2 separate regions of the Mus musculus genome follow, and region 2 is linked to region 1. Evidence: chromatin contacts called from ENCODE Hi-C or POLR2A ChIA-PET data. All regions are on one chromosome and are shown on one strand. The core of a region is the stretch at or near the end of the contact, and the rest is flanking DNA. Distances in the headings are between cores, read along the strand shown. Region 1 holds the start of 2900041M22Rik (RIKEN cDNA 2900041M22 gene). Region 2 has its middle 6.7 kb from the start of Gm51933.

The links. A loop is a pair of places that touch in the nucleus more often than their neighbours do. ChIA-PET counts read pairs that join two places held with the same protein, here RNA polymerase II (POLR2A).
Region 2: a loop to region 1 is called in a map of T-helper 1 cell, with 2.0 times the contacts of the local background. The contact joins the enhancer-like site here to the promoter of 2900041M22Rik in region 1. A Hi-C loop is called at or near these places in 1 of 37 maps with a recorded cell type or tissue (T-helper 1 cell). POLR2A ChIA-PET finds 5 or more read pairs at or near these places in 3 of 5 experiments (Patski and embryonic stem cell).

The regions. Positions count from the first base shown.
Region 1 is chr11:117,609,768-117,613,155 of GRCm38, forward strand. 2900041M22Rik (RIKEN cDNA 2900041M22 gene) reads left to right here and starts at 1,480. Exons shown (of 2, transcript NR_015489.2): 1 at 1,480-1,667; 2 at 2,495-3,388. It overlaps Gm35170 (a long non-coding RNA gene), which reads right to left. Exons shown (of 4, transcript XR_003949818.1): 4 at 2,056-2,883.
Region 2 is chr11:117,573,649-117,576,993 of GRCm38, forward strand. No RefSeq gene overlaps it. Among named protein-coding and RNA genes, the nearest start is that of Gm51933, 6.7 kb to the left of the region's middle. Within about 2 kb of position 1,312, at least 2 of the 3 ENCODE cell types and tissues checked have a DNase peak (open chromatin) inside an H3K27ac peak, as active enhancers do.

The sequences.
Region 1 (3,388 bases), core at 230-2,729:
TGTCTTCTCGAGTCCCAGCCTTCCCTCGCAGTGAGGCTGTGTGTAGAAGCAAACCCTTTAGGAGATAATTAAAGCCAGTACAAGAAGTCTTGAGCACAGGGCTCTGTCTTCGTTACAATTCATGGTCAAACTTGACAGCATCTAGAATCACCTAGGGTGCCAACCTCTGCGCATGTCTGTGAGGGAGGAGTCTTCTAGATTGGCTTAGCTGAGGTAAGAAGACCGTCCCTGGATGTGGGTGGCACCGTTCTATGGGCTGTGGACTTGAGCTGAATAACAAGGAGAACATGAGCTGAGTGCCTAGACTCATCTCTGCTTCCTGCTCACAGATGCTACCTGGCCCCTGCCTCAGACTCCACACCACGCCAGGACTGCACTCTCAAACCATGCACCACAGTAAATCCTTGCTCCATTAGGTTGTCTTGTCATTTCAACAGGAAAAGTAGCCCAAGCTGGTCCTCAGAATGGAGCTCGAGGAGACAACAGACAGCTCCCTCCTCCCTCTTCCCTCCTCCCTCTCAGTGACTGTGGTTTCAGCCCCTAGCCTGTAGTATGTGATCAGGCAACCAATCAGATTAAAACCTACACCTCCTATGCTTTTAGAGCTAATTAACACAGATGTGGAAATGAGAATGACCCACCAGCCACAAAGGAAGACTCCCATGAAGATCGTATAAACTAGAACCCGCTCTGCAGAAGCCTGCAGGATAAGCATTTCCTGCTGCCCTCCTGCCCACAGCTTGCTTCGGGCTTCACTGTGGGTTCACGTGGGCCAGAAGCTGCCAGCACAGCCCCTGTGTGCACAGCCCAAGATGCATGCCTTTGGCCTATGAGGGAGAGAGACAGAGAATGTAAAGATGAATCTTGTTAACTTGACAGAATTGAGAACTGGATACAATCCTCCTGGGCTGGGGTCTTGGACTAAACAAAAAGGAGGAACAGAGCCTGGCACCAGTATCCATCTCTCTCTCTGCTTCCTGACTGAGGATGTCATGTGACCAGCATCCATCTCTCTGCTTCCTGACTGAGGATGTCATGTGACCAGCATCTCTCTCTCTCTCTCTCTTTCTCTCTCTCTCTCTCTCTCTCTCTCCTCTCTCTCTCTGTCTCTGTCTCTCTCTGCTTCCTGACAGAGGATGCCATGTGACCAGCTGTCTCCCACTCTGGCTTTCACACCATCCCCACAATGACCTTGAACTGTGAACCAAACAACCCTTTCCTTCCTTAGACTCCTTTTGTTGCTGGATCTTATCAGGAACAGGAAAATTATTTAATACAGAAAAATTCACTTCTCAGGCTCGGCCAGTCTGGGCTATGCAAGTCTAATAAAGAGGCACAAAGATTCCAAACTCCCCAGGCTCTAGGAGGACGCCCCACCAGGGATCTCCTGGAAGCTCCGCCCACTCTACACGCTGCAGGAACACCTCGGACCTCAGAAAGGACGGGCTTGCAGGAGTCTGCCCCGCCCATCACACACCCATTAGAAGTAGAGCTATGAGGCTAGTTGAGCTGGCCCGCTGATTGGTTATATGGTCTTGTGCTTCCTTTTAACTTCTCTGGGCTTCCACTTCTCCCTCGGCAAAACACACAAGACCACGCCTTGCAGCTGCACCGCGCAGATGCCTTCCGAGCTGTCCTAAAAGCTGGGATCTCTCCGGCAGTGCAGGGTGAGTATTTGGTTAGGAGGCTGCTTTCTTTATCCCTTTTATGAGAAAAAGGACAGACCAGCACCAGTTCCACCTTCCAAGTCGGAAGCTTGGGCATGTGCTAGTCAGACCATTTACCCGTTATCACCCAGCAAAGATGTGATAGCTCTGGAGTCTTCTCCAGGAACCTGCTTCAGATCCCGTATCTCAGACACTGTTTCCTAGTGCCAGCCTTGCTAGTCAGCAGAGAGAGAGAGAGAGAGAGAGAGAGAGAGAGAGAGAGAGAGAGAGAGACCTGACCAGGGTGGCTGCTGTCTTGATATCATAGCTCATCATTTTGTGTTCAACTTCACAGGACTGCAGACTAGCTCCCAGATACTTTGTAACAAATGACACCAAGACAGTGAGCTTAAAACAAAACAGTGAGGTTCAGGGGTCCAAGCCTCTGGCCAGGTCCTCCACTTGTGCTCTCATGAAGCTGCCATCCTAGTCTGAACTGCTAATCGTCTGAAAGAAAGATCCATCTTCAACTCAGCCAGTTGGTGTCTGTCAGTTCCTTGTGGGCTGTCAGGCTCGCACTATGTGGGCTGTTGGACCTGTTTCTTTGCTGACGATCAGATGGAGACCACACTCTACTTCTGGCTAAATAGCCCCCTCTATCAGCAACTCAGAGCTTATCCAGCTGCTTTGCCAAAGCCAGCATGGGGTGGAGGGCGGGGGGTGGGTATCATGGTCATTTGGTCAGGCACAGTCCCACCTTCAGACACAAAGGTGGCAGGAGTCATGGAGAACAATCTGGTGGCCACCATGTGACACGATAGTCACACAAGCATGTCCTCAATTTCCAGATTCAGGAAGAATGTCAAGAACAGGTGAAGGACCCACCCAGGCTCAGTTCAGTGGGAAAACGTTCTCAACAGCTTTGATGTCCCTGAGCTACATGCAGGTGGCGTTGGTACCTGGCTGGCTGCGGCAGATCCAGAGCAGAAACCACATCGGTGGGAGCCAGGAGACTGAAGAGCTTCCCTTCCTACTGCAGTCCTGTTACCTGGGGTTGGCCGGTCTGCATAGTGTGGAGTCAGCACCAGCTGAGGATGTACACATCGGTTGACATTGGCCAGTGCTGCTGCTTCTGCCTCTACCCAAGTGGTCATTGTTGGGAGGGAGGTCGTTGGGCTCCAGAGGGCAGGTCGAATGTTGAAACTACCTGAAGTTCAGACCAGCTCCCAAACTGAGCCTTCGGAAGAAAGGCCTTTTGTTAGGGGAGCCTCTGGAGTGGGAAGAGAGGGCAGTCTCCCTCCCCGAATAGGAAGTCTGCTGGTGGTGATATCTAATGAAGACTTTTATGATAGAAATGTAATTGTTAAAAAAAAATTTTTTTTTTACATCGGTCTCAGAGCTTTCAATCCAAGAGCTCGATCATTCCCTCATTCATGCCCTAAATAAGCCCTAATTAATCTCGAGGCTGGAAGAAAGGAGGCTAGATTGCAGCTTTCTCTGTAAGGACACACTTCATATTTTGGGGGAGTTTGAAGAGGCTCTCAAGCACTTCCCTCAGTGGTATTTTATCAGCGGCTCAGAGCGGCTTCATTAGGCTGCTGAAGTTGCTAATTGCATTACCATATTTTTAAGCCTCATAGGTGCGGGCCAGGCTTGACATCTTCCAATGTGCCCAACCGTTTGCCAGCTTGGCATGTCAGAGACCCCTCGCACAGTTTGCCTCAGGTGCAAGGAAGGCGACC
Region 2 (3,345 bases), core at 62-2,561, 36 kb before region 1:
ATTTTCCCACCCCCAAAGGCTGGCTGATGCTTAACACCCCTGCCCAAACTCACAATCTATTATAAAGATCCAGAATCTGCAGCTATGAAACTTCCAGAAAGCAGGAGCCACCAGCACAAGCTGGCCTCTCTCCCCAGGCAAAGAGCAATGCTGTAGACCAAGAAGGCCCTACAGACTCCCCTAGACCAGCAGCTGAGCACCCCACCCCACACCCCCAAGGCTTCCTTCAGGCCTCTGCACTAGAGCTGGGAGGAGCCTTCTGTGCCTCAGGGAGACAGAGTGGAGGAGGGGTAGGGCATCTCTGTACTCCATTCCCCCAAGAGGCCAGAAAACACTGCCATGCACAGCCAACCCAAGTCTGCTCTCAGGAATGATTTAAAAACACACACAAGGTCTGACCTGTTTCTAGCCTGCATATCCTGCTTGGGAATCTGTAAGGCTCACTCAGGGAAGCCCACCGCCCCTCAGTGTGTCCTCTGAAGTTCCTGGGAAAGGGCTCCCAACGAGTCTCAATAGCATAGCCTGTGGGGCCTGTGGGAGAGACAGAGAGGGGGAGGACAGACAAGACAAGGTTGATGGAACTGTTGACAGGAAGAAGTAAGGATGAGGGGGAGAAGAAGGGGGGTCCTTGCTCAGAGCACTTCCGGCAGCTAGAGAAAGAGGGGTCTCTGTTGGAGAGGAAGGAAATCAGTCAATACTTTAGGTCAGTGGTTCTCCACCTTCCTGATGCTGTGACCCTTCAATACAGTCCCTCATGATGTGGTGAGCCCCCCGACCATAAAGCTATTTCATTGCTACTTCTGTAACATAACTGTAATTTTGCTACTGCTATGAATCATAATGTAAGTATCTGATATGCAGAATATCTGATATGTGACCCCCAAGGGAGTCATGACCCACAAGTGGAGAACCCCTGCTTTAGATAAACTCCAGGTTCCTTTCCTAGAGGCAAGTACGTTATTACATGGTTCTCCCAGGCTCTCTACCCTTCCTACTAAGTTGGTACCATCTAAGGATAGGGGTAGCTCTGGAGTGGTGTGGGAAAGACAGAAACCTCAGATCTTCCCTGGGTACAGGCCACCTTCTGACTTGAGTACTGGGAAGTGACCATGACCAGAAGACACCTGTTGGGACAGGAAGCCATGGTGGAACTGAGGCTAGACAAAGCAGCTAGAGAAAGAGCTTCAGGGAGGACCACTAAGCCCTGGTACTGGGCACAGATAGAAAGCCACTCCTCTCCAGGTTCCAGCCAAGCTCGGCCTCTGGGTTTCAGACCCACGCTGTGGCTGCTGTCTCACTAGGAGCAGGAGCTGGCCCTATCCTAGGGTTGCTGGGCTGCCAGGCTGTCAGGCTGCAGAACCGCCTCTATTTTTAGCCTGGCCTGCTTGTTTTATTTATTTGTGTTTTTGGCTCCTGTGCAAGAGATCTCTGAAGCTTTGCTCTGCCAGAGTGAGGCTTCACTCACACTCTCCCATGCAGGAGACCACACACTCCAGCACACACATGTGCATACACACACACACACACACACACACACACACACACACACGGACCAACATGCATAGATGCCCTCCTGTCTTCTTCCCCCTCCCCAGTCCCCAAGACCCTGCTGCTCCCCCCCACTGCCCTTCTTTACATAAAACACCCCTACTCCTGGTCTGATTTTGAAAATTAAAATGTTACAATGACCTAAAGTCCAAGGAAACCCGAGTGAATCCTCATATAAAGCCAGAAGTGGTTTCTGAAAGCACAGAATCCCTTGTTGTTGCCACCTGGGAGAGAGTGGTGGATGACATCTGTCTCATAGTGAGGTTACTGTGTGTCCCCACCACCTGGTAAGAGGAGCCCTTTGTGAGACATGGTTCCCTGGCCTGATTTTTTTGCCGCCACAATGTTGTGGTCCATGAAGAAGCCATGGGGATGCCAGGAAGCCAGACAGCCATGTCTGTACTTCCCCAAACCTTCAGTTTGCCTGTCCCAGCTGTGGGCTTTCAAAATGGGTGTCCCATCCTAGGCTGAACATCTTCTGTTAGCAGAGAGTGATTGACTAACATGGATTGGGGCCCCTGCCAGTTAGGTCTGTGTCTGGCCCCAGAGGGGTGTTGTGTGTGCATGCAGGGTGTATGTGTGTGGTGTGTGTATGTGTATGTGTGTGGTGTCTGTGTGTGTGTGACTTTTTCTTTTTTTGTTGTTGTTTTGAAACAGGCCTTTGCTGTGTGCATTCTATCCAGGCTGGTCTTGAACTCACAGTGATCCTCCTGCCTCAGTCTTCTGAATCCTGAAATTCCAGCCTGTGACACCATACATAGCTTCTGTTTGATTGAGACAGCATTACTCTGTAGCAAAGCTGAACAGGAGCTCTCAATCCTCCTTCCTCAGCCTCCCAAGTGCTATGGTTACTGAACAATAACAGCAAGCCTGGACTTACTTAGTTTTTTCCAATCCATCCATCCATCCACCCATCTTTACTTCCTTCCTCCTTTCCTTCTTCCCTTTCTCCTTGTCTCTTTATCTGTTCTTTTTTTCTGGTGCTGAGGTAGGCGCCTGGATTCCCTGCATTTGAGAGCACTCATCTGCCATGGATCCATCCCTTTTGAAGCTCCCTTTGGTCACTTTCTCCTAAGAAGAAGAAGAAGAAGAAGAAGAAGAAGAAGAAGAAGAAGAAGAAGAAGAAGAAGAAGAAGAAGAAACAAAAACAAGCAAAAATAAGTGGTCACCAAAGCCCAGCCCCTCCTCTGGCTGCTGTGCCCCCTCCATCACCCACCAGCCCTCCTCTGACACTATGTTAACCTGTGTGAGGTATGTGGGGTGTGTGTGTGTGTGTGTGTGTGTGTGTGTGTGTGTGTGTGTGTGTGTGTAGAGAGAGAGAGAGAGAGTGTGTGTGTAGTGTGTGTGTGTGTGTGTGGAGAGAGAGAGAGAGTGTGTGTGTGTGTGTGTATGTGTAGAGAGAGAGTGTGTGTGTGTGTGTGTGTAGAGAGAGAGAGAGAGAGAGAGAGAGAGAGTGTGTGTGTGTGTGTGTGTAGAGAGAGAGTGTGTGTGTGTGTGGAGAGAGAGAGAGAGAGAGAGAGAGAGAGAGAGAGAGTGTGTTTGTGTGTGTGTGTGTGTGTGTGTGTGTGTGTGTGTGTGTGTGTCCGTCCACTGGGCCAGGGCTCAGCAGGGTGAGTGGGCTACATGGACAGACTTGTAGGTGAGAAGCTTGACGTGGCTCTTTGGAAGAACTGACAGTTCAGGCCATAGAGCTCACAAGCTCTGCCCCCAGCAGCACACCCTGAGCAGAGCTGTCTGGCTTCGTCTCTCCAGGTCATTTACTGTTATTGTCAAAAGAGAGACTGGCCTTCAAGAGGC